Regions from separate parts of the Mus musculus genome. Here all the other regions are linked to region 3. The links are chromatin loops, found by intact Hi-C in ENCODE. Cell type or tissue: gastrocnemius. All regions are shown on one strand.

What was found. A loop is a pair of places that touch in the nucleus more often than their neighbours do. Peaks named below come from ENCODE experiments on the same cell type or tissue, not always from the same donor. Only the 100,000 strongest peaks of a DNase experiment are listed, where the experiment ranks them.
Region 1: it touches region 3 in a loop (9-fold over the local background); 40 of 42 quality-filtered maps call a loop at or near these places.
Region 2: it touches region 3 in a loop (3-fold over the local background); 11 of 42 quality-filtered maps call a loop at or near these places.

What each region holds. Positions count from the first base shown.
Region 1 is chr2:91,477,448-91,485,447 of GRCm38, reverse strand. Lrp4 (low density lipoprotein receptor-related protein 4) reads right to left here. Exons shown (of 38, transcript NM_172668.3): 12 at 7,697-7,927; 13 at 6,782-6,938; 14 at 4,918-5,135; 15 at 4,579-4,755; 16 at 3,468-3,590. Among named protein-coding and RNA genes, the nearest start is that of Lrp4, 24 kb to the right of the region's middle. In gastrocnemius, a CTCF peak has its summit at 4,389; DNase peaks (open chromatin) are centred at 4,059, 4,478, 4,815 and 6,885.
Region 2 is chr2:91,456,463-91,464,462 of GRCm38, reverse strand. It overlaps Lrp4 (low density lipoprotein receptor-related protein 4), which reads right to left and starts at 6,932. Exons shown (of 38, transcript NM_172668.3): 1 at 6,711-6,932. The coding sequence starts at 6,762. In gastrocnemius, CTCF peaks have their summits at 4,244 (motif pointing right) and 5,214; DNase peaks (open chromatin) are centred at 5,584, 6,050, 6,518, 6,937 and 3 more places; H3K4me3 peaks cover 3,783 bases; H3K27ac peaks cover 6,537 bases.
Region 3 is chr2:91,281,802-91,289,801 of GRCm38, reverse strand. 1110051M20Rik (RIKEN cDNA 1110051M20 gene) reads left to right here. Exons shown (of 9, transcript NM_175123.5): 5 at 5,482-5,567; 6 at 7,142-7,337; 7 at 7,947-8,000. Among named protein-coding and RNA genes, the nearest start is that of Arfgap2, 21 kb to the right of the region's middle. In gastrocnemius, a CTCF peak has its summit at 3,720 (motif pointing left); DNase peaks (open chromatin) are centred at 3,711, 4,691, 5,289 and 5,662; H3K27ac peaks cover 1,899 bases.

The DNA.
Region 1 (8,000 bases), 200 kb before region 3:
TCCCAGGTTACTTCTGAGACCTTTGTCCTATTTCAGGTCTTCTGGTCTTTTGCTTCTCTGAGACAGGGTCTTTCTACAGACTCTTCTCAAACTCCATCCTCCTACCTCAGCCTCCTAAGTGCTGGAATTACAGACATGCTACCGGGCTAAAGTTTCTGTTTCTACTCTGTCATCTAGAATGATCATTCCATCTGCTGTTCTCTTCACAGATTAGCCAATAATGACTGCTCACTAAGTTCCTTCCTTGAAAGGCTCAATGCTCGGTATAGACATGCAGTGTTGTTCTACTCGGTCATAAAGATAAATAAAATTATGACCCTCACAATATAATGAATGGATTTGAAATGTGTTGTCAGTAAGTGAGGTGACCCAGATTCAAAAAGTGAAAACAAGAGAAAAACGTTCTCTCTCATATGTGAATCCTAACTGACAAGGGTTAGAGGCATGTGTGAGTGGCTATGAATGAGGGCAGAGGCTACGAAATTAGATAGAGGATCATGAGGGGGAAATGCTGTTCAGAAAAGGGGGAAGTCAAAGGGCATGTGACCTCAGCAGAAAGGAGACCAAGAGAAGTACAAGGGTATGGGGGCGGGGCTTGTGCAGGGGAATGGGTGAGAAGACGGAGAAACAGGGAAAAAAGAGTTTGCAAATGCCATAATAAACCCTATATTTTGTATGCTAAAAAGAGACAGACAGGGGACTGGAGAGATGGCTCAGAGGTTAAGAGCACTGACTGCTCTTCCAAAGGTCCTGAGTTCAATTCCCAGCAACCATATGGTGGCTCACAACCATCTGTAATGAGATCCGATGCTCTCTTCTGGAGTGTCTTCAGACAGTTACAATGTACTCATTACATATATTAAATAAATAAATAAAATCTTTAAAAAAAAAAAGAGACAGACAGACAGACAAGGAAGGAAGGAGACAAAGAAAAAACAAGGGCAACATCCCATACCAGTGCTTTGTAGTACATGTTATTCTTGCTCCCGTTTTCAGAAGAGCACATGAGGCTAACAGAGATCAGGGAGCATGCTCAGGGCTCAGTGTTGTGTCCCAGAACTGGGGCTCAGGCCTGCTCCAAAGGGAAATTTGGGCACTGCTTTCCACAGCAGCTTTCCCATCCTCTAGGCCTCCTCTGGCTTGTCTAAATATTTTTCCCAGTACAGTTAGCCTTTGCTATGTGCAGGGAATTGTTTCTAAGACGCCCGCAGATACTCAACTCATAGATACTCTGGGCCCTTATATAAAACAGGGTAGCATTTTCATATAACCTGTGCATATCCCACATAATCTAAGTAATCTCTGGATTACTTGTAATCTATATCTACATATCTAACATAATGTATTTGTTTCATATAACCTGTGCATATCCCACATAATCTAAGTAATCTCTGGATTACTTGTAATCTATATCTACATATCTAACATAATGTATTTGTTTGCTTGACACTGAGGATTCAATGTGGAATATAATTCCTATTTAGATGGCTTATATTCTATCCTTCTCTTTTCCAGAAATATGTATGTAAGTCTTTAATCCCAGCACTTGGGAGGCAGAGGCAGGCGGATCTCTAAATTCAAAACCAGCCTGATCTACAGAGCAAGTTCCAAGACAGACAAGGCTATAGTGTTCACAAGTTACAGAGAAACCCTGTCTCTAAGACACAAAGAGTGTCTTGCCTGCATGCACACATGTGTGCCATACGTGTGCCTTGGGCCCTTGAAAGACCAGAGAACGTCATCAGAGGCCCTGGAACCAGAGTGACAGGCGGCTGTGAGCTACTGTGTGGGAAACAGAAACTGAATCTGGATTCTCTGAAAGAGCAGCTGAGCCATCTCCCCAGTGACTCTAATGTGTTCTTGAGATAATAATAACCAAAAGAGCCCATACAGGCCAGCAAGATGGCTCACGTGCCACTCCACCTATCGATCTGAGTTCCAGCTTTAGAACCCACAGGATAAAAGGAGAAAACTCTGATAGGTTGTCCTCTGATCTCATACACACACACACACACACACACACACACACACACACACACATCTATGTAGTGCATCTTTTTAAAGGGTACTACATCTTCAGTACAGACACAGTTTTAAAATTTCCATCCACAGTTGATTAAATGCACAGACAAGAAACCCACAAATATGAAAACCTATGTATATCGATACTCAGAAAGGAGCTTCTGCCTAACTTCCAAATCCCTCTTCCAAGCCTTGATAAATCATTGGGAGAATGTCCCTGGAAGCATTTTGCATCTAAGACAGCAGAAGCAGATGGGCACAAGAAGGCAGGCAGTGGTGGTCACGCCTTTATCCCAGCACTCAGGAGGCAGAGGCAGGCGGAGCTCTTGAGTGTGAGGCCAGCCTGGTCTACAGAGTGAGTTCCAGGACTGCCAGGGCTATACAGAGAAACCCTGACTCAAAAAAAAAAAAAAAAAAAAAAGGCCCAGGAAAAAACATACAGTATGAAACTAGTTCTCAGTATGTATCTGAATGAAACCTCAAAATATTTTCCCCAGTCACTGTTTGGACAGGGCCCAGAGAATCTGATTCTTGCCTCTGTGTATGTCTGTATGTTTGTGAAATTGTATATGAGTATGTGTAAACATGTGTACATGTGGAAGTTGTGCAGCTTCTCCTACATCTTCACCTTATTACTCATTTTGAGACAAGTTCTCTCAGTGAATTCAAACCCCACTGATTGGCTAGACTGGCTGGCTTGTGAGCTTCAGGGATCTGCCTGCCTCCCTATGCACCCAGCTCTGGGGTTAGATAGACACCACCACACCCTAGTCTCCCAATTTCGATTTTAATTAGATTTAAGAGAGTCAGTGGATTATACAGCATGAATACATACATGTTGAATTCGTTGTGACGGATACATAATGAATTAATCCTGCCCTCTTGCTGGTCATGCCCTATGCCTGATCAACAACTCCCTGGACTAGCCTTAGATAAGGTCACCTTTGTGCCGAGATTTCTAGGGCTGACTTTGCAAGGTAAAATTGTCTTGTAGGAGCTCTAAGGAACCAAAGCAGAGATTATGGAAGAGACCAGGGAATCCTATCATCTTTTACTTGGTGGTCACAGATCATCATCTGGGATCCCAGTTGCTCTCTATTCTAACAACACAAACTCTTCTATGGATCAGGCTAAAGGGACAGAAGTTGGAAACCACTGCCCTGCTTTTTAGAGGAACTGGACCTTCTTTCTGCGCAGACAGAAGGCATTCTGCCTGTTGAGGTGAGAGCTAGGTGTTTGTACACTGAATGATGCCTCCAGCTACCACTGGGTTCTAGGTCCTCAGCTTTGACTTGGAAGCCCTCGGTCTCTACAGTCAGTCATGGATTCCTTGAGGAATCTGGCCCTCCCTGCCTGACAAGCCTTCCCTCCAACTCCTCTCACTGCTCCTTCTAACTGTCCCCAAAAGGCACCTCCTCTGAGGCTGGTGTCCCAAACCCACTTACTCTGGGCACAGGCGTGGCTGTTGATCTTGCGGAAGCCGGTGGGGCAGGCACAGGTGTAGTTCTGGCCACTGGGTAGACACAGGTGAGTGCAACCTCCATTGTTGTCCCCACAGCGGTTTTTCCCTGCTCAAAGAGCCCAGAGCAAGATGATCAGGAAAAATGAAACGCTTACAAAGGTAGACCCCACCAGGACAAAGGGTTGGAGGGTTTTCTTCAAGAACTCTGGCAGGGTGGTGGTGGCACACGCCTTTAATCCCAGCCAGCACTTGGGAGGCAAAGGCAGGCAGATTTCTGAGTTCGAGGCCAGCCTGGTCTACAAAAGTGAGCTCCAGGACAGCCAGGGCTATACAGAGAAACCCTGTCTTGAACCCCCCTCCAAAAAAAGAACTCTGTGGGGTGCAGACACCAAACCTAAACATTAGTGTTGATGCCAAGAAGTGCTTGCTGACAGGAGCCTGATACAGCTGTCTCCTGAGAGGCTCTGTCAGTTCCTGACCAATACAGATGTGGATGTTTGCAGCCAACCATTGGACTGAGCCCAGGGACCCCAATGGAGGAGTTAGGGGAAGGACTGAAGGAACTGAAGGGGCCATCTCTGGCATCAGTGGAAGGGGAGGCACTTGGTCTTGTGAAGGCTCCATGCCCCAGTGTGGAGGAATGCTAGGATGATGAGGTAGGAGTGGATGGGTGGGGGAGCACCCTCATAGAAGTGTTGTAAGGGGGGATGGGATAAGGGGTTTGCAGAGTGGAAACCAGGAAAAGGGATAACATTTGAAATGAAAACAAATTAGTCTATTAAAAAAAGAAAAAACCAACTCTGTGGGATTAATTTCGATATCTTTTCCAGATGTGAATACGAGTACCTGTAAATGTTTGCATTTTATGGAAAAAGCCAGATGAGTCCTGATGTTGTACTACCCTAAATGTCCAGCAGAGAGAGCAAGTAGCCCATGTTAATGCCAGCTCTGGACTTCCCTGACTGGAATTCACTGTATCTGTAACAAGTGCAAGGCGGATTCTCAAGAGGCACCAGCAGCCACATCACTGGTGACAAATCTAGCTCACTTGATGTGACTTTTTTTTTTTTTTTTTTTTTTTTTTTTTTTTTTACCTGCGGGCTGGCGCTGGGGGTGCAAGGTATGAATGTCCATAGGAAAGTGGAGCTTGTTGCGAATGATTTCCTGGTTCTTCCCCGTAAACTTGTTGGCACTATTGATGCTCTTGGTGTGCCAGTCTGTCCAATACAAGCTGTCTTCAAACACTGTGATGGCAAAGGGATGTGGGAGGCCTGGAGACAGTCCAAAAAGACCTTAGTCCAGACATGGCCTGCCATGGCCCCTGAGCCCAGCCAGACCTGGCAGCCACACACATCTCACCCTCTGCCAAGGCTCCTGGGGGCAGGATTGGGGAAGGAGCAGAGAGATGAAAGACAGCACACCAAAGACCTCACCCTGGCTAATGACAGCCTTGCGGTGACTCCCATCTAGATTGGCCCTCTCGATGACGTGGTGCTTAGCATCCACCCAGTACATGCGGCGACCAGCGTAGTCGATGGTGAGGCCGTTGGGCCAGAAAAGATGAGTGTCAGCAATGATGCGACGCCCAGAGCCGTCCATGCTGGAGGCCTCAATGCGGGGGGTGTTGCCCCAGTCTGTCCAATAAATGGTTCTAGGAAGAAAGGAAGTCAAGAGATGGATGGCGGAGGACTGATGAATGACAGCCACGGTGACGGAACAGGAGACGGCTTTACACGTTGGGTTTCACCCGTTTGCCTGGAAACCATCTCGTTTGTTTATTCATTTGTTTGTGTCTGTTTGTTAGTTTATTATCTATCTATCTATCTATCAATCTATCTATCTATCTATCTATCTATCATCTATCTTTGAGGCAGGGTCTCACTATATAGCCTTGGCTGACCTGGCACTCACTATGTAGACCAGGCTGGCCTGGAACTCACTGTGTAGATCAGGCTGGCCTCAAACTCAGAGCTCCATCTGCTTCACTGAGTACTGGGATTAAAGGCATATGCTACCATGCCCGGCTTTGAAGTATGCTTTTTTCAAAAAAAAAATTTACTTATTTAAAATGCTTCCTCCCTCCCCCCCGTGTTTGAAGACTGAACCCAACGAGTTAAACCCAGAACCTAACGCGAGGCAACTGTTTTATCACAGAGCTGTATCACCAGTTCTGAAGAATGATGTTTTAAGTATCTCGATTGAATTGCCTGGAGACAGAGCATTTGTTCATCAGATTTTTAAAAGTGCCTGCTATGGAAGGGGTGCAACCGGCGCTAGAAACGGAGCAGTGGACAGCAATCCCTGAGCCCGTGAAGACGACGAGAGAGTGCAGTGTATATGTTAGGACACACAGGCTCTTCTTTCTCAGTCTCTTCTGCTGCCTGGCCTGTTCTATGCCCCCTCTCCCTCACACCATACTTCTCAAACAGTTGACATCTAATTGCAGGATCTTGCGAGTCATCCCCTCAAGAGGTGGCATGGAATGTATACAGGCCAGAGGCTAGGAATTTTCATTTCAAGAGACTTCAATGCAGGAGACTTGTCTATTAATTTTTAAAATTATTTCAAATTAATGATATTAATTACCTCAACTACTGGCTGCTTTAAATTAATAATAATTTTTAATTAGCTTCACTCTATGGGCTAATAAAAAAACACTAGGCAGTTCAAACTTACCTAATTAGTATATTTTATTCCATTCAAAATGCTTCATTATTTTAACCTTAGATATTTGTAGGAGCAGTTGTATCTTTATTTAGATCAGGGTCTCAATAGCTTAGGTTGGTCACCAACTCTGTAGCTGAAGTCCCAATCCTTCTGCGGTCACCTCCCGAATATGCCTATTTTATGTTTGCTTTATATGTGTTTGTTTTTAATTTGCCAACCAAGAAATAAATGAAGAGGGAGGGAGTTGGAGAGATGGCTCAGCAATTAAAAGCACTGACTGCTCTTCCAGAGGTCCTGAGTTCAAATCCCAGCAACCATATGGTGGCTCGCAACCATCTGTAATGGGACCAGATGCCCTCTTCTGGTGTGTTTGAAGGGTTTACTTATATATATTCAAAAGAAAAGAAAAGAAACAAAAGAATGAAAGAGAAAAATGAAGGAACACGGAGAGGTTGAGTAAGCCAAGGATGTTCAGCCACACACTACAGACCCAGGACGCAAGGGCATCTGGGTACAGAGTCCATATTGCCAACACTGCTCTGAGGAAGACCCACAGTGCCTGGCCCAGAGGCCTGAGAACAATCCCTGCCTGCTGCAGGAGGGACCTGGAAATTTGAGACACCTACTCACCCCTCCATGGGGTGTAGGGCAATGGCTCTGGGCTTCTCTAGGCTCTGCCATAGCAGCACCTTCCGGTGGGCCCCATCCAGATTAGCCACCTCAATCCTCGACGTCCCAGAGTCGGTCCAGTAGAGCTTGTCATGGACCCAATCCACCGCTAGGCCCCCTGGTGAGAGGAGGCAAGGGAAGAGTGTCAGCCATTCACCCTAGGTAGCTCTGCGTCCTGGAAACAAGAGCAGACTCTTACAAGACGTTGCTTCTGAGGCTAGGACCTTGTTGTAACTCTGACACACATCGTCTCTGTGAGCTTGGCACTGAGCTTCCCAGAGTGGGAAGGGAAGTCAAGCAGTTGACCGGGGTCACGCACTTCATCCACACAGAGCTGGGGATGGCCTTGAACTCTGGACGCCCTGGTGCTGTGTGTGGATGGAAATCAGTGCCTTTCATAAGTAGGCAGGTGCTGTCCTACTGAGTTGCAACTCCAGCCCTGGATGCTGCTGACTTCTTAGTCACTTAACCTGCTTGTAGGATAAGCCTGAGGCCACCAGATTAGCTATTGCTTTTTGTATGTGGAGATGGGGGTCTCGTGTATCTCAGCCCGGCTTTAAACTGAATGACCTTGAACTTTTCTGATCCTTTTGCTTCTACCTCTTCAGATGACAGGCAGGCATCATCATGTCTGGTTTATGCAGTGCTTGGGGAATCAAGCTTAGAGCTTTGTGTTCATGCTAAGCAAGCACTCTACCAATTGAGCAGCATTTTCAACTCCTCAGTTGGTTCCTATCTGAGAGTTTCACCCAAGATTTCACTGGAAGAGGCCTTCTGCTTTGTGCACTTTGGAAACACTGGCCCGGCCCCCCCTTTCCGCTGTGTTTTTTTGCACATGGCATTCCAGGCTCTCCACTCAGGGCCTTGTTTTCCTACCTGGGCTCTCTAGCCCAGTAGACACCACCTCCTCTACATTGCTGCCATTAAGGTTGGCACGGAGGATGCGGTCCAGGGTGACATCCGACCAGAAGACCAGCTCCCGCCGGTGATGAAAGTCGAGGGCAATGGCGTTCTCCAGGTTGTTCAGTAGCAGCGTGTACTCGGAGCGGTGCGGGAGCACCTGCCGGATGTCGATACGATTGGCAAACAGTAGCACAGGTTCTGGCCCTGGACACAGCATAGAAATAGGACCCACTGGGCCTCAGAGCCACAGATACCCATCAGCATGCACCCTCAGGGC
Region 2 (8,000 bases), 170 kb before region 3:
AAGAGTCAGCTACAGTATTGTGTGCTTGTATGTGCTAAGAGGGCAGAGTGAGTTCGATCCCTGGGACACATACGGTGGAAGGAATGAACCAACATCCTTCCATGCCATGCACAACACACAAATGTAAAAACAAAAAACAAAAGAAGTAACTAAATCCCAAAGAGGTCAATCCAATTGTAAACTTTTCCAACCTAGATCTTCTGGGACAACTGAGACTTAAAATATTCTGTTCTGGGGGTTGGAGAGATGGTTCAGCCACGAAGAGCATTGGCTGCTCTTTCCGAGGACCAGTGCTGTATTCTCCGAATGTGCATGTAAGTTACCAACCTCCATAGCTCCAGTTCTCACCTCCTCAGGCATCTGCACTCATGTGGGCCATAGACCCATACATAGATTATTTACAGAAACTCCAAACTCTGTTCTGAGAGGCAGCATGTGTTGAGGTATAGGGTTCTCATCTTAGACTCTGGGTTCGAATCCTGATGCAGCTACTCAGTGGCCATGTCACAGCAAATTGCTCTAAGTCTCAGTTTCCCACTGATTACTGCTTATCACCGGATCAGCAAGGCAGCAAAACTCTCTCGAGTACATTTGTATGTCTTAGCCCACATGCCCCATTTTGTAGTACAGAAACAGTCAGGAGGGACAAGTAGAACCTCTGTTTGGAGAAGGACCATTTAAAGTAGTGGTTTTGAACTGGTGGGTCATGATCCCTTTGAGTGCCTTAAGGACCCTTTCACAGGGGTCGCCTAAGACCATTGGGAAACACTGATATTTTGTAGCAATGAGATAATTTTATGGTGGTGGGGTCACCACAACATGAGGAATTATACTAAAGGGTTACCGCATTAGGGAGGTTGAGAACCGCTGATTTAAAGCCTTTGACTTTTACTGTCTCACTCAGTCTCTTTAGTAGAAACTTCTTGCTTCAGCTACCTGGTGTGGGGAAAATGAAAGGAAAAGCGACTCTCTCCCCTTTGCTTGCCTAAACCCAGCTTCTTCATTAATTCCTAAGATGTTGCAGTCGGCCAACATAAAATTTCTCTTGTCCTCACCCATGCCCACAAGATCAGTTGCACTCCATAGACCATGAGAAGGGAACGTAGCACCCCCGCAGTGGCCCCCCACCCTCACCCCTTGCAGGCCTGACAGGAAGTGGAGCTGCTGGGCTGTGATCCTAGGAGACACTGACGACCTCAGAAGCAGCTTTCCTCCACGTGCTAATTAGGTGTCTCTCCTAATACCCTAGTCTATACCTGCCTGGCCTTACACCCGGGGGGGGGGGGGGGGTAGGGTGGGGTTGGGGGGCGGTGAGGGTGAGGGTCTGGAGCTCCCTGGCTGCAGAAAATCTCCAGTGATAAATTGTGCAGCAGCACCTTTGTGTCGCTGCCTCCTCGCAGCCAGATGGAAGGTTTGCTCCTAGTCTTTTGTTTCCTGGCTTGGCTCGATGCTTGGATCCTTCCCTCTGTACAGAGGTGAGGGGGAGCTCCCATAGGCCAAGTCAGGGCTTGCTTCAAGTCCCAGCCAGGCTTTCTCCAGCTGGGGTGCACGCAGCGCCCCTCCCTCCTCACTCTCACCTGAATGGTGGGGGTGCAGGCGTTAGAAATAGCTGACAGGCCATCCACTCATCTGCGGGACACAGATGGGAATGCCTACGTGCACTGAAAGAATGAAGTCTGCTCCGATGGGCGGAAGAGATGCCCAGAGGCACCTGGGATGTTTGCTTCTTGCTAAATCAAAAAGACACAACAGAAAATAGACCGCCGGGAAGCTAAAAGAATCAGCTCTTCTTGACGGCTGCTCTGGGTTACGGTCAACTTTCTGCAGTTCCCAGAAACATCACAACACTGGCACCAACTTAAAAGGAAGAAACAAAGAGACAACAGGGGTCAAACTTTGGGGTGGAGGAGCTGGGGGTTACGAGTCTGGGGCTGGAGACCCACATCAATTATAGGGCACACTGACAGGACTCCTGATTGAAGACTGTGGCTGTGAAGGAAGCAGGCTCCCAACAGCCCAGCCTCCAAATTGAGGCAATTACTACCTCTAGAGCTCTGGGGCCCCTGACTCCTTCCTCAGGCCAGTGGGAGGGACAGGTTGGAATTCTAAACTGTTCCAACTACAAGAGACCTTGGCAACCTCTCTCACCCTGGGTCACAGCGATCTTAGTGTAAGGAGTTGTAGGTCTCCCTCCTGGCCTCTCAACAGGGATGTTCCCAAGGGAGTTCCTCTCTCCCCCCAACCCCCTTGGTCCTCTCCCCTAGCTTCCTTCATAAAGTAATAAACCTCTTTTCTGGAAGCGTGGACAGGAGGGAACTATGATTAGGTTTCACTAGGTTTTCAAGAAGGAAAAAGAAAGGACAAGGTATTTCACAGAGGGGGGAAAAAAAACGAGTTAAAACAATGAAGGATCAAGCCTCCTTCATCATATGAGACGCTGCAGTATAACTTATCTGGCTCCGCATATTCCAAACCCCAGAACCATCTCTGACCCACTTAGGCAGTCTTACTAAGGAACAGCTGGCATTTATCTGGGCCTATAGCTAACATAGCAGCTGTCAGGCTCTGTGCTGGATGACTTGAAATGCTCTGTCGTAGTCTCTTTTAATTTCCACAGCACGAAAATGTCACAGGTGAAAATATGCCACTCCCCTCCCCAGTTCCAACCCCATTTGCAGATACGAGTCCTGAAGCAAGGGCCAGGGTATTTTCATGAGTTCACCTAGAAGTATCAAAGCCAGGTGCTAAACCCAAGCCTGCCTGTGCTTTCTCAAATACTGAGCTAGGTATGCAGGCTGATGAGAGTGCGACACGGTGTTTGCTGAGTGGATGAACAGGAGCCTGAGGGCACCACTCAGCTCGGGCAGTGTTCCTGAGTGTCCTGGGGAGAATGAGCCTGACCACACACTAGCTCTAAGCCCCAGGGACAGGGACAAGCATAGGTGATCATCAGTGCTATTTTTAGGGCCAAACTCAGGCTCTGCCAACTAAATCTCAGCACCTAGTCCTTCCTGGGCCACTCACAAGGCTAAGAAGAGGAAGACATTCACTGTTGGGGAGAAGATGGCCACCAGGATTCATACAGCCTGGGACTCACATGCCCTATGTCTAGGCATCTGTGACAAAACATGGTGACACTCTACCAAAGAATGTAGAGATGGTGGCTAGCAGCTGAACAAAGACATGGAACTTCACTTTAGATTTGAGATCTGGCCATGTAATAAAACAAGGTACATTTTCAGTCTCAGAAATTATTGTGTTCTTATTCACGAACCCCTTTGTTATCTCTCTAAGCAGCAGCAACACTCTATCACCCTTCTTCATCTTAGGGGCCAACACTAGCAATTAGTCTGTAGGAGGCCTATGCAAAGAGCTACAAAGCACCATGTCCTCTGTGACCTCCGGTGTCCTTTGCTGGCGCGGAAGACGAGCATGCCCAACGTGCTTTGTGTCAGACAGGGCCTGACTAAGTTCCCTTGCACCTGTTACTCTTAATACTAGGTGCCAGTCCCAAAGATGTCATCTGATACCCAACAGGGGACAGAAGAGGAAATCCAGAATCAGTGAGAAGCCTGAGTCCCGAGAGATCAAGGGCAATGTCACTCAAGTTCCTTGACAACCGTGGTCACAACAACAACCACATGGAAATAAATAAGACCAGTCTTAAGCTAAACTATTTTGCACTCATCTTCAGAAACGTCTTTATCTACCCAAGCGAGCACTCCCGGCCAGGATCGTCAGGGTTCACTTCCCTAGAAAAGATTCCAAGTGAAGTGGTTTATATACACTCCAGTCGTACCGCACAGGATGAAAATACCCGTGGCTACTACCACTTCCTTACAAAAACCTTAACATTTAAATCACAAGAGCAGTTGTTGTTGTTGTTGTTGTTGTTAACTTTAGTTTTTGAGACAGAGTCTTATGAAGCCCAAGCCAGCCTTGAACTCACAAGGTATCTGAGAATAACCATGAACTTCTAAACCTCTTGCTTTCACCTACTAAGTGCTGGGAGTGAAATAGGTTTTTGTGTGGTTTGTTTTGTTTTGTTTTGTTTTTGAGAAAAGGGTCTTGCTGTCTAGTCTGGAATGACTTCAAATTACGCAACCCAGACTGACCTCATCCTTGCTTAACAACTCTTGCCTCAGTCGCCCAAGTGTTAGCTAGCATCACAGAGATAAGCACCATGCTTAGCTATTTTACCTCCACTTTGTGTGTGTGTGGCTGTGCACCACATGTGTGGAGTACTTGAAGCGGCCAGAAGAGGGCGTCAGATTCCCTGGAACCAAAGTTACACATCCCGGAGCTGCCAAGTATGAGATGGGAATGAAACCCAGGTCATCTGGAGGAACATGCAGTGCTTTAACCGCTGAGCCATGTCTCTGGCCACATCCTTCTAAATTCTGAACAGTGGATTGTGATCTAGGCTAACACCAAGTGGAGAGGCTCTAGGGAAATCCTGAGAGGATCAATAAAATCTAAACTAACACCTTGGTCTGGTATTGAATTCACTCCTAGCTGAGGTTGTCTGTGTAAGTAACACACAGCAGCTTTCAGAAGCACCTCTTCAGGACCTGAACTTAGTACTAGGGATCTTACTGGGATTTGTGGGGGGTGGTGGTTACAGACTCTGCAACTGCTCTACCTCATTGTGACTCTGTCTTCTATAAGGTCACCAAGGATGGCTCAGTATTAAGCCCTGCAAAGCACAAAATTTTCCTACCTCTGCCTACTCCGTATGCACAGGAAGTCTCAACTTAGAAATTTCTATTAAACCTTCTCCTTTAAAAATGAACCTCAACTAGTTACTGAGAACCCTCTAATGTTGTTTTTTTTTTTTTCTTTCCCACTGCAAAACATTAAGAATCCACGATTCTCTGCTCCTGTTCTCACCCCCATCCTCCATTGCAAATGTAATGTACGCAATTTTGACAGCAGCTCTGGAGCAGTGAATTCCTCTTGGCGAGTCTCAGTCCGGAACCTTCCAGCTCCCCCTTCCCTGGGGCAGAAGGCGACAATCTCCTCTTTGGCTTTGTTGGTATCCGTTTTAGCCCCCACCCCACCCCCCTTTTCCTAGTGCCTAGCTATTTCCCTTGATCTTTTTCAAAACTTCCTCCAGGGGGCCGAGAGGAAAGTTCCATCCCCTTCCCTTGAAACCCGAAGGGGGGAAACCCCCCAAAAGCATAGCTGTCCCTTTAAGGGGCCCATGTGGTGGGAAGAACAGTTACATTCCTACCCCAGTAGGGCTGCTGTCCTAACACGCCGAAGAGGCTACAAATAACCTTCGAGGAGAGAGCCCGAGAGGGGGAGAACGAGGCGCGAAGAGGAACGTGGGTCGGCCAGACTACCAGTCGGAGAGAAAAGACTCGGTCGGCGTTAGATACCACATGGAAAAAGCCATTGAAAACCCACGAGCGGTTTAAATAGCAGACACCAGAACTTTGTTTTGGACTCGGGAGCTAAAACAATCTTTAAAACAAGTGCCCAGACAGCTCCACACCCTGCCAGGCAAGTTCCGAAATCTGCACTTTCCACACGAGCTCCTCCATGTGAAAGAAAGAACCCGTGAATCGCCAGGATCTGCAGACCGCTCTTTCTGAACCCCACCCCCTCGTCCCGCAGCCAGGGAATCGAAGAACTGGATCTCCCCCACGTGGAAAAGCCGGCGGGTGAATATAGTTGAGAGTTCAAAGATCGATCTTTGATCTTTGGGCACAAACTCAGAGGCAGCTGCTAAATCTCCGGGTGCACCCACGTTCCCAAGCTGCTGCAGAGAAGCAGATTCCACTGCAGTCCTAAGTAGACATAACAGTTGCGTCCGGGCACCGAACACGTTATTAATAAGGAGCAGATGAAGCAGCAGTGCCGCTGCCATCCGCCCAGCTCCCCGGAGGCCAAGGCCCCACTGCACGGGTCGCGAGGCTGCCTTTGGAAGTTCCCAAAGAACGCGCCCCTGCGCTTTACCCGGGCCAGAACCGATCTGAGGGAGCTTTCCAGCAGTTTCTTCCCAAAGTTCCTCCCCAACCTCTTTTCCATCGCTGTTCCCCACCCCTCCCTTGGGGAGGATCCGGGGCAGGAAGCTGATTGGCCGCAGCCAGGAGAGGGAACCCAAAACTCCACTTAGGGGAGATGCTGCACGCAAGTATGAACCAAGGACCCTCAGAGAGAGCAGGGTTTCGAGTCCGAGAAATTGCTCCCCAAGTCCATGAATCCCGGATGCTCAAGTAACTCAGATTCAGCTGGGCCCCTCTCCGCAATCCACCCAAGATCCCCCAGTCCCTGGAAAGAGAACTGTTTACAATTTATGGGTTTAGCGACCATCCTCCCCGCCTTCCTTTCTTTGCACACATTCATTCGCACGCACCAGGGACACAGAAGCCCTGCCTTAACCTGAAAGGGAACCCGCCCCTGGCTCGTTAAAGAGCAGCGATGGAAGCCGAGAGAGCGTCTTGGGTCTTCTTCCACCCGGCCCAGACTACAGCGGGGACGAGTCCCACCACCGCTGTCCCCTCTCGTGCTAGAAGAGCTGCGGGGGCTGCTATTGCTTTCCTCCGCTCGCTCTGCCAGGGTTGGTGCTCGAAGTGAGCTCGAGGGTGGGACTTCAGGCCCCAGCCTCACGGTCCCACTCCCAGGAGGCGAGTCCTGCAGCGACCAGTCTCAGGGACAAACTTTCCCGGTGGCCCGGTCGGCGCGGGCGCTGCGACGCCGCTTACCGTGTGCGCAGAGCAGGGCGCCAAGCAGCAGCGCGCCCCACCACCGCCTCATGGTGCTGCGGCCGCCGCCGGCGTTCCCTGCCGGCCCGGGGGTCCCGCGGGCTCCCAAGGGACGCCGGGGCGGAGAGAATCAGCGGAGGGTTCCCCCGGGTTGAAAAGCGTCCCGGGTCCAGCTCGGCCGGCGCGCCCTGCAAGTCGCCCTCCGGGCTGCTGCTGCCTCCTGTACTGCCGGAGTTGAAGCCGCCCCGCCAGGGGACCGGGAGGGGGTGTCCCGAGCCTGGCCGCCCCGCCTCCCGCGTCTCGGCCCCCGCCACCACCACCCCGCCTGGTCCCGCCCCCGGCTCTGGCCCGGCCCCTTCCCGCCCTCTGCCCTCGCCCCCCAGTCCCAGGACCCCACCCGCCTGTGCCTCTTGCGCTCGCCTTAGCTCCTACTCAGTCTGCCCTAACATTCCTAGCCTTCCGGAGAGAGCCCCTTATCTGTCCCCATTACTGCGACTCAAATATCCCCAGCTTAAACAGAAAATTATCGTACTGGCAACTCTCAGCCTGGGTTCATTATCGGTCCACACTAGGGAGGAGCACCCGTGCTGACCCAAGTCGCCTGGGCGTGACCCCGGCCCCCCTACCAGCTCCAACTCCAGACTTTATTGTGATGTTTCAAAAATATGCAAGGCTTGCTAGAGCATAATTCTCTCGGCCTTTATTGACACCAAACAAGGGACATCAGGGGGCCTACAGTGTTGTGTCTCAACTAGTGTTCTCACTGTCAAAAATCCCTATTCTGAAGTTTTTCTTCTTGCACCCCAGCCCCTCCCCCGGTCTAGGCAGTGTTGTTCTTGGGCTAAATAATTCGGCGACCTCCCCTTTTCATTTATTCATTTCCTGAGGTGAAGTTGTCTGGGTCCTGTCTCCCCAGTTCAAATGCCCAGATTTGGCCCAGACAATCTCAGTTCCTCCATACTGTCTGTGAATGAGCCCCTTCACCATCCTTGACTTTCTGATCCTGGCAAGAAAGGGGTAGGGGGTAAGGAAATAAGTCAGTACTTAGAGTTGCACTCTGCCAAGAAGACCTGGGCCTTCTTTCGGCTCCTGTTTGTAAGGCTTTCCAGCAGTATGAAACGTTTGGATTACGACATAAACTTCTAATCCACTCTCGATGTTATCTCTGTGGTCTTCCCCACCCTCCGCCCCTTGAATACTAGTAGTTATTTGTTCATCTTGCTGCCTCCTGTGTTCCCAGGTTGTTTTGTTGCTTTTTGCTTACACCCCCTAACTTTCTTAGGGCCTGAT
Region 3 (8,000 bases):
TTAATGGCTAAAGAGATGGCTCAGCAGTTAAAAGCACATACTGTTTTTGCAGAGGACCAAGTTCAGTTCTCAGAACCCACATCATATTGCTAATAACTGACATGTGACTCCCACTCCAAGGGATCTGATGCCCCTGCCATCCCCCCCCACACACACACACACTTAAATGCTGGGGTGGTGGCATGCCATCTGTGGTGCACATGTGACAGAGAACAGCCTGTGACAGGTCGGGCACATCGTGTACATCTGGGTTACTGAACTCAAGTCCTCAGGCTCCGTAGCAGGTGCCTTTAACCAGTGCGGTATCAGCCGTATATGGTATTTTTAAAGATCTGAGCACCTTCCCATCAGTCCTCTGGACAGCCAGCTTTTCTCTCCAGTTCTAGTAAGAAAAGCCAATATTGCATCCATGGTTGGGACAAGTGACACTCTGACAGGGCCAGAAGCAGCTCTTGGGAAAATACAAGCTTCCTAACTTTTGGGTGACTCCCTCCTACACAAGTCAGCCACAGTCCCAGCTTGGAATAAAAACCTCCCAGTGCTCACTTTTAGGTCCACTGATGTCCTATGAGAATTGGATCTGACCTTGACTTCTTCCTAGCTTCTCAACCAAGACAATAGAGCTAAATGCAGCCACTTGTCCAAGTACATGTCATTCTGACCTGCTTCTCCAGGCTCTACTCTCTTCCTAATTGGACTTTCCAGGGCTGAGTGTAGTCCTCTGGCCAGGGGCAAAGAGTAGGGTAGTAAATATGGCCTTTCTCCTATTCATCCATCCCTTCATTCAACTGCATTTCCTGAGTGAGCGCCTTAACTGTGGCAGGAGCCATGCTGGAACCCAGAGTCAAATAAGCAGGAAAGAAAGGTGTTATCTGGCAGGTCTTCCAGCCCAAGGGCAAAGATCCCCTTAGACCAGCTGTTAATGCACTACTGTCTCACATCTCCATGTCTCTCTTCCTGCCTCCTGCCTGCTTAGTCTATTCTATACCTCCAGGGGAAGTGCAGAGAAGAACAGCCTCCCTAGCCTGGTGGGTTTGTGGCACCCAGTGCCACTGCTGGCAATAGAGAAAACCTCTCACCTTTCCATGTGCTGCTGTCACCCAGCGTCATGTCCCTGTACCTGTCTGCCTCCACCATTTGCCCACAGGCATTTCTGACCATATCGCAGTCCCAGCCAAGTAAACAGCAGGAACAAAAAGCCAAGGGCAGGGGGCTGGAGAGAAGGCTCAGCCAGATGGTGGTGGCAGCGGCAGCAACGCACACCTTTAATCCGAACACTTGAGAGGCAGAGGCAGGCAGATTTCTGAGTTCGAGGCCTGGTCTACAGAGTGAGTTCCAGGACAGCCAGGGCTACACAGAGAAACCCTGTTCGAAAAACAAACAAACAAACAAACAAAAAAGAGCACTGACTGCTCCTGAGTTCAGTTCCCAGCCATCAAATGGTGGCTCACAACCACCCATAATGGGATCTGATGCCCTCTTCTGGTGCATCTGAGGACAGCTACAGTGTACTTACATATAACAATAAATAAACAAACCTAAAAAAAACAAAACAAAACAAAACAAAAAAAAACAAGCGCAGCAGGCTACCCTGCCCCCATTGAGGCGTCTTCACTCTGCTGTCTGCAGAGTTTCTCTCCTCAGCAGGGCCCCTGCCTTCTCCTGGGCATCATGGCCACCCTCAAGTCTCTCATGTTATCCAAAGGAAGGATCAAGAACTCTTTCTGGCACAAGTATGACCAGTAACTCAAATGTAAGCCTAATTCTTGGAACCCCAGAGGTACTGACAACAGACTGCAGAAAAGATTCAAGGCTCAGATCTTCGTGCCCGGTACCGATTCAATGAGCAACAGGCAGACAAGCTCATACTCCCAATGACTTTGCCCCTAACTAGGTAAGGTGAGTGACAGGCGCACATTCCTCTTGGCCACAAATTCTACTGTGCTAAAACTCTCTGAGGTGTTTCTCCCTAGAACAGCAAAACCACCCTAGAAAGAGCAGCAAATTCCTGGAGTAGATAAGAACTGTTATCTTCCTGGCCATCGGGTCGACAGTCCAGCAGCTAGCTGCACAGCAGGGTAGGAGTGGCTACTGCGTACAGAATGTGTGTGGATTTGATTTGTACTTCAGCAAAACCTGAAACCAAATGCAACAGAAGGAGACGAACGTTCTAATTAAGAATGGCCTCCCTTGGGCCAGTGGGATGGCTATGATTAGGAGTGTTTGGGCTTTTCTAGAAGACCTAGCTTTGGTTCTCAGCACCCACAGCTCACAAGTGCCATAACGCCAAGGCCTTTGGACTGCAGACACCTCACCTGTACTCATGTGCACATACCAACACATAGACACACACCTAAAAATAAAATAAATCTTTAAAAAAAAAAAAAAAAGCCTGACAGAAAGCTGGAGCCAGTTCTGAGGTGGGGACCCAGTATATTGTTTTGCCGGGAAAGGGTTAGAGAGGTCATTTTCCTAACATTCTAGAGAAGTGCTGGCAGGATTTTCCTGGAGCCTCAGAGAGGCAGAATGCACCTCAGGAGCATGCGGGGGGGGGGGGGGGGCACACAGAGAGAAGTACCTTCTAGAATCATCACAATTGTGGTGATAACTGCATGGTGCTTTCAGTAGACTAAAACACTGTCTTAAATACTTAATGAGCCGGGCAATGGTGGTGAACACATTTAATCCCAGCACTTGGGAGGCAGAGGCAGGTGGATTTCTGAGTTGAGGCCAGCCTGGTCTAAAGAGTGAGTTTCAGGATAGCCTGGGCTATACAGAGAAACCCTGTCTCGAAGAAACAAACAAACAAACAAAACCAAAACCTTAATGGGTTGGCTTTATGGTATTTTAATTACATCACAATATAATGATCAATAAAGATACAAACCAACTATGACTATCAGCATGAGCCCTAGGTTCTAGGTTAATGATAGACGCATTTGTCGTCTTTGAAAGCTTCAAGGCTTTGGCCAAGATTTCCTGAGGGTGAGGCCCAGCCCAGCACTCTCCTGTGCCATTTGCTTTTGGCTGCTAGGGGGCTTGGCCATTCCAGGGGTAGAGCAGGAAGGACAGGCTTCTCCTCTCTCTCCTCCCAAGGTGTCCCTTTCTCCCTGGGTGTTCCTGTGGAGCGCCCTCTCCCTCTGCAGCGCATCTTCACTAGCCCCAGGCCCCTCCCTTGTCTCTACTGCCTACCCAGTCAGATGTCTGAAGTGAATCCACTCAGTGCTCTCGCTCTGTCTCTCTCCTGTCTGTCTGTCTCTGTCTCTTTCTCTCTCTCTCTCTTTCTCTCATTTTGTTTTGTATTAATTTGTTTTGGGGTTTGTTTTTCCCTTGGATATCAGAACTCAGGGGACTGGACCACCAACCAAAGAGTACACATGAAGGGACCCATGGCTCCAACCACATATGTGGCAAAGGATGGCCTGGTTGGACATCAGTGCAAGGAGAGGCCCTTGGGCCTGAGGGTTTTCGATGCCCCACTGTAGGGAAATGCCAGGGTGGGAAGGTGGGAGTGGGAGCACCCTCATAGAGGCAGGGGAGGGGGGATAGGATAGGGAGTTCCCAGAGGGGAGACCTGGAAAGTGGATAACATCTGAAGTTTAAGTAAACAAAATATCCAATAAAAGGGAAAAAAATTTTTAAAATGAGAAGATAATCTTTGAACACTGAAGCTGTAGTCTCGCAGCTGTTGACGGAGGGACGTGGGCGCCCTCTTGTGGCCCTTGCAGTGTTGCTGCTTCCCACTTTGACCTCAATTTTTTCCAGCGGGATAGCAGAGGGCTGCTTTCCTTCTCCTCAAGAGACAAAGAAGCAGTTAAAGCTCTAAGATATATATGGCTAAGAATATAAATTAGTCCTAGAATCTAATTTATACGCTAATGCTAGTGTTTCTATTGTGTTTTCATTGTTGCTTATTTTTAGAAAGGGTCTCTCTAAATAACTCTAGTTGTCTTGGAACTCTCTATATAAACCAGGCTGGCACTGGCTTTAAACTCACAGAGCTCTGTCTACCTGCTTCTGCCTCCCCATGCTGGGATATAAGGCATGCACTTGACTTCTTTCTTCATCTTTTTTTTTTTTTTTTTTTTTTTTTTGGTTTCGAGACAGGGTTTCTCTGTGTAGCCCTGGCTGTCCTGGAACTCACTCTGTAAATCAGGCTGGCCTCGAACTCAGAAATCCGCCTGCCTCTGCCTCCTGACTGCTGGGATTAAAGGCGTGCGCCACCACACCGGGCTTGCTTTCTTCTTTAAGAAGAAATAGTACGGCCTAATGGAAGCACACAGCCTTTGAAGTCATACAGACTCACAAGTTTAGGCTTTAGGATCAAAAACCCCTCATGTGCAAAAGGAAGGAGCCAGTCCCAACTTTTACGGTGCTATCAGTGAAATGTAATGACGGTAGCTAAATGCTAAATGCAGCGCCCACTGTGGAGCAAGGTGCTCAGTAAATGGTACCTGTCACTCCTATTGTTATTACAGCTACCTAGGACCTTCTTTCTGTCTTTGAGAATATATCCCAAACCCTGACCCTTCTGGTTCAAGTAAGTAGAGATTTTAGAAAAATAGTCCAAAGCAAAAGAAAACAGTTTAAAATGTAAAAAAGAAAGAAAAAGCCAGAAGGTCCCTGTCAGAAACAGACTTGAGGCCCAGCTTCACTCCAGTAGAGGAGTTTGGCGCTCTGCCTGGCACACGGCTGGAGCCCAGCAAGTGCTAACTTCCTTCTCTTCCTGTCCCCCTTCAGCTACATCCCTGAGCAGAGTACGGATTTGGCCTTAGTGTGATCTCTTTAACAACCAAACGGTTTCTCCTGGAGAGTGCTCAGTGGGGAGAGCAGAGGCGGGTGCCTGCAGTGACTGCCACGGTCTCGCTAGCTGATGTGTATTCTCTGGGCAGAACTGTCCACTCCCCACCTCCCGCTCCCAGTCTGCCTTCTGAGTCCCAGAGTAGAGGTGCCTGTTGCTGTTCTGGCCATTTGGTAGCTTATTAAATCTCAGCACCCCTTGCCAAGAACCCTTTAAACCTCTTGGCTGTTCTTTTTGCCTTTTCTGATCAGCGGTATTTATTCAGAACTAAATGGTGCTCACTGCAGAATGAAAGGATTTACTGCTTTAAGTATATGAAAGGAAATCTTGGCTGCATTACAATTGCACCCTCTCTTTGCTGCCTCCACTCCACTCTGCCCATGCTCCTTTGACTGGTGCCACTGAGACTGACCTGGGAGCCTGCCCTTGGAGTAGTATGCTCAGTGCCGCTCAGTGACAGAGCTGGATTGGTAGGGATGAAGTGACTAGAGGAGGTTGCTTTAGGACCCTTTCCCCAAATACGCTGCAGCCCCAAGGGAGCCTGGAGGCCTGGAAACAACTTGTTGATGAATAATGTTTCTCTGTCCGTCTGGCTTTCTCTCTCCTCTCAGGCACACACGTGTAGTAACATACACATGTAACATAGGCTCTCTCTCGGGTCCTCTTCCTCTCTCCCCCAGGATTGTGCTCATGGATGATGCCATGGACTGCCTGATGTCTTTTTCAGATTTCCTTTTCGCCTTCCAGATCCAGTTTTATTACTCAGGTGAGAATGTTCCAGGCCTCATGTGGCTTTTGTTGGGGCCCATGTTTCCCTTTCTCATCCTGTTGTTTTCTCCATCTGTGTGCCTGGCACATGCAGTTCCCATCCCCACTTCCTTTAGAGGTATGCTTCATCATGGCCCACTAACAGGATATCTGATTTGCACTGGTGGTCACAAGATGCAGTCTGCCAAGCCTACTAAGGATACTGAATAAACACGATGCTTCCAGTCAGCAGCACAAAAAGACCCACTTAAGTGATAGCAGCAGTACAGACACCAATAGTGCTCACTACCTCCCTGCTGCCACACTGAGGACTTTAGTCTGTTCACTAGTCCTAAGAGATAAGCTTAGAGAGGTTCGAACCCAGACCTGTGCTTTTAGCCACTCCCTTGGTCCTGGATCACCAGTGGCCAGTTTTTTTTTTTTGTTTTGTTTTGTCTTGTTTTTTTTTTTTTAACCATACTCATATCTTTTAATAAACACACAGTAAACCAGACACAATGGTACATGATTGTAATCAAAGACACACACACGCTATCTCACACTTCCATTCTGCTCCCCAGTTCATTCCAGTTGCACCTTTAAGCCCCTTCTGACTTAATGGAATAAAAACAGATGAATAAATATATATGTATGCACCTCAAATGCGAGGGAGTACAAATTAAAAATTGTTACATCTATAAAGAAAGGCATAAAGAACGCTATCTCTAGACTGTGGAGATCACCTTCTTGCTAACCAGTCCTGCAGTCAGCTTTGGCTGCACTCGGGTGCCACATTATGCTTACTTGATAGCAGCCCAAGGGCTGTTCAGATGGGGGCTAAACCTGGGGCCACACCACGTAGCAACATCAGCATCTATATCTCATTTCTCTGAAGCCCTTAGACCTTAGGAAAAGAGCAGCCATGTTTGGGCGCATTCCCCACCTCTAACCTACAGGGCTCTGAGTTGAGAGCAGGCAATAAGTCACTGCTTACCAACAGCAGCTGCCTACAAAGCTGGGAAAACAAATTCACCTTCCAGTGATTAATAAATTAGCAGTTTGTAAGGCTCAGGCTCTTCCCTCTTCAATGATATTTTTTATTTTCTTTCAAGTTATATTGATTACACTGAAAGAGGCCTAGCCTGGGCAGTAACATGATACTCTCTGCAGCCTCCAGCACATTTTCATGAAGCAGATGGCCTCATGAAGTGGGGCTAGCCAGTGAGAATGTCCATGTGTTCTCTTAAAAACAAAAAACCTTATAGCCTGTAACGTGCCCCAGCATAGTACTAGGCACTGGGACAGGAGACAACATCGGGTCATGACCCTCGCCATTGTTCAAGGAGCTTACATTCCAGCAAGGAAACAGATAAGTAAGTACATAGCAAACCTGTCACTGAGTAGGGTGCTCTGCAAGTCTTCAGGGTGTCCCTATCTAGGCCAGGAAGTGTCATGAGGGCAGTAGTCACTCCAGGTATTTTGTCATCTACACTGAAGCTGGACAGACTGAGACACAAAGAAGCAAAGACATGGTGAAGAGATGAAATACAACCTCCTTGCCTAAACTGTTCCTTCCTATTCTGATGGTACCAGAATTCCTGGAGAGTGTGGCTGCCATCTATCAGGACTTGCTATCTGGGAAAAACCCCAATACAGTGATTGTCCCAACATCATCCAGTGGGCAACACCGCCAACGACCTGCCTTGGGTGATGCCGGTATGCTGGATGGAGTGGAAGCATCACTGTTCTATCAGCGCCTGGAAAACCTGTGTGACCGGCACAAGTACAGGTGGGCATGGGCAGAGGCCCCACCTCAGCCCTGGAGATCAGGTTGCTGCTGAGAACAAGTCTCTAGCAGAATATTTTGATTGGTTCAGGGTTTCTATGCCCCAGGATGGTCATGATTTTAAAACATAACCACGTGTGCCTAAAGCACACTGAGGACAGACTAGCTCAAGTATCTGGTTTTCTAAGGGAAGACTAGCTTTGGCTATTTGAAACAGAAACATTCACAGAAAGGGAAGGTTAAACTGTCCTGTATAGGACAAAGGCCCTTGAGGGACACAGCCTCCAGGCAAGAAGCTGACAGTAGCAGTGTCCTCTTCCCCACTCTTGTATGTTCCCTGTACAAAAGATAGTTATGGGTTGGGATGTGGCAGAGTACATGTTCCATCTCTAATTCCACCAGCTGAACAGCAGTAAGCATACCAGCCCTCTGTCTGCAGTATGGCCTGCTCCTGCAGGGAGGCCTCTGTCTGCAGTATGGCCTGCTCCTGCAGGGAGGCCTCTGTCTGCAGTATGGCCTGCTCCTGCAGGGCCTCCCAGCTTTGATGTCCTGCAGGTGTGGATGAAAAAATAGCACTTAGATTAAATCTGCCCTCCGAATTCTCCCTTTTAGCTGTCCACCACCAGCGCTTGTCAAAGAGATCCTGAGCAATGTCCAGAGGCTGAC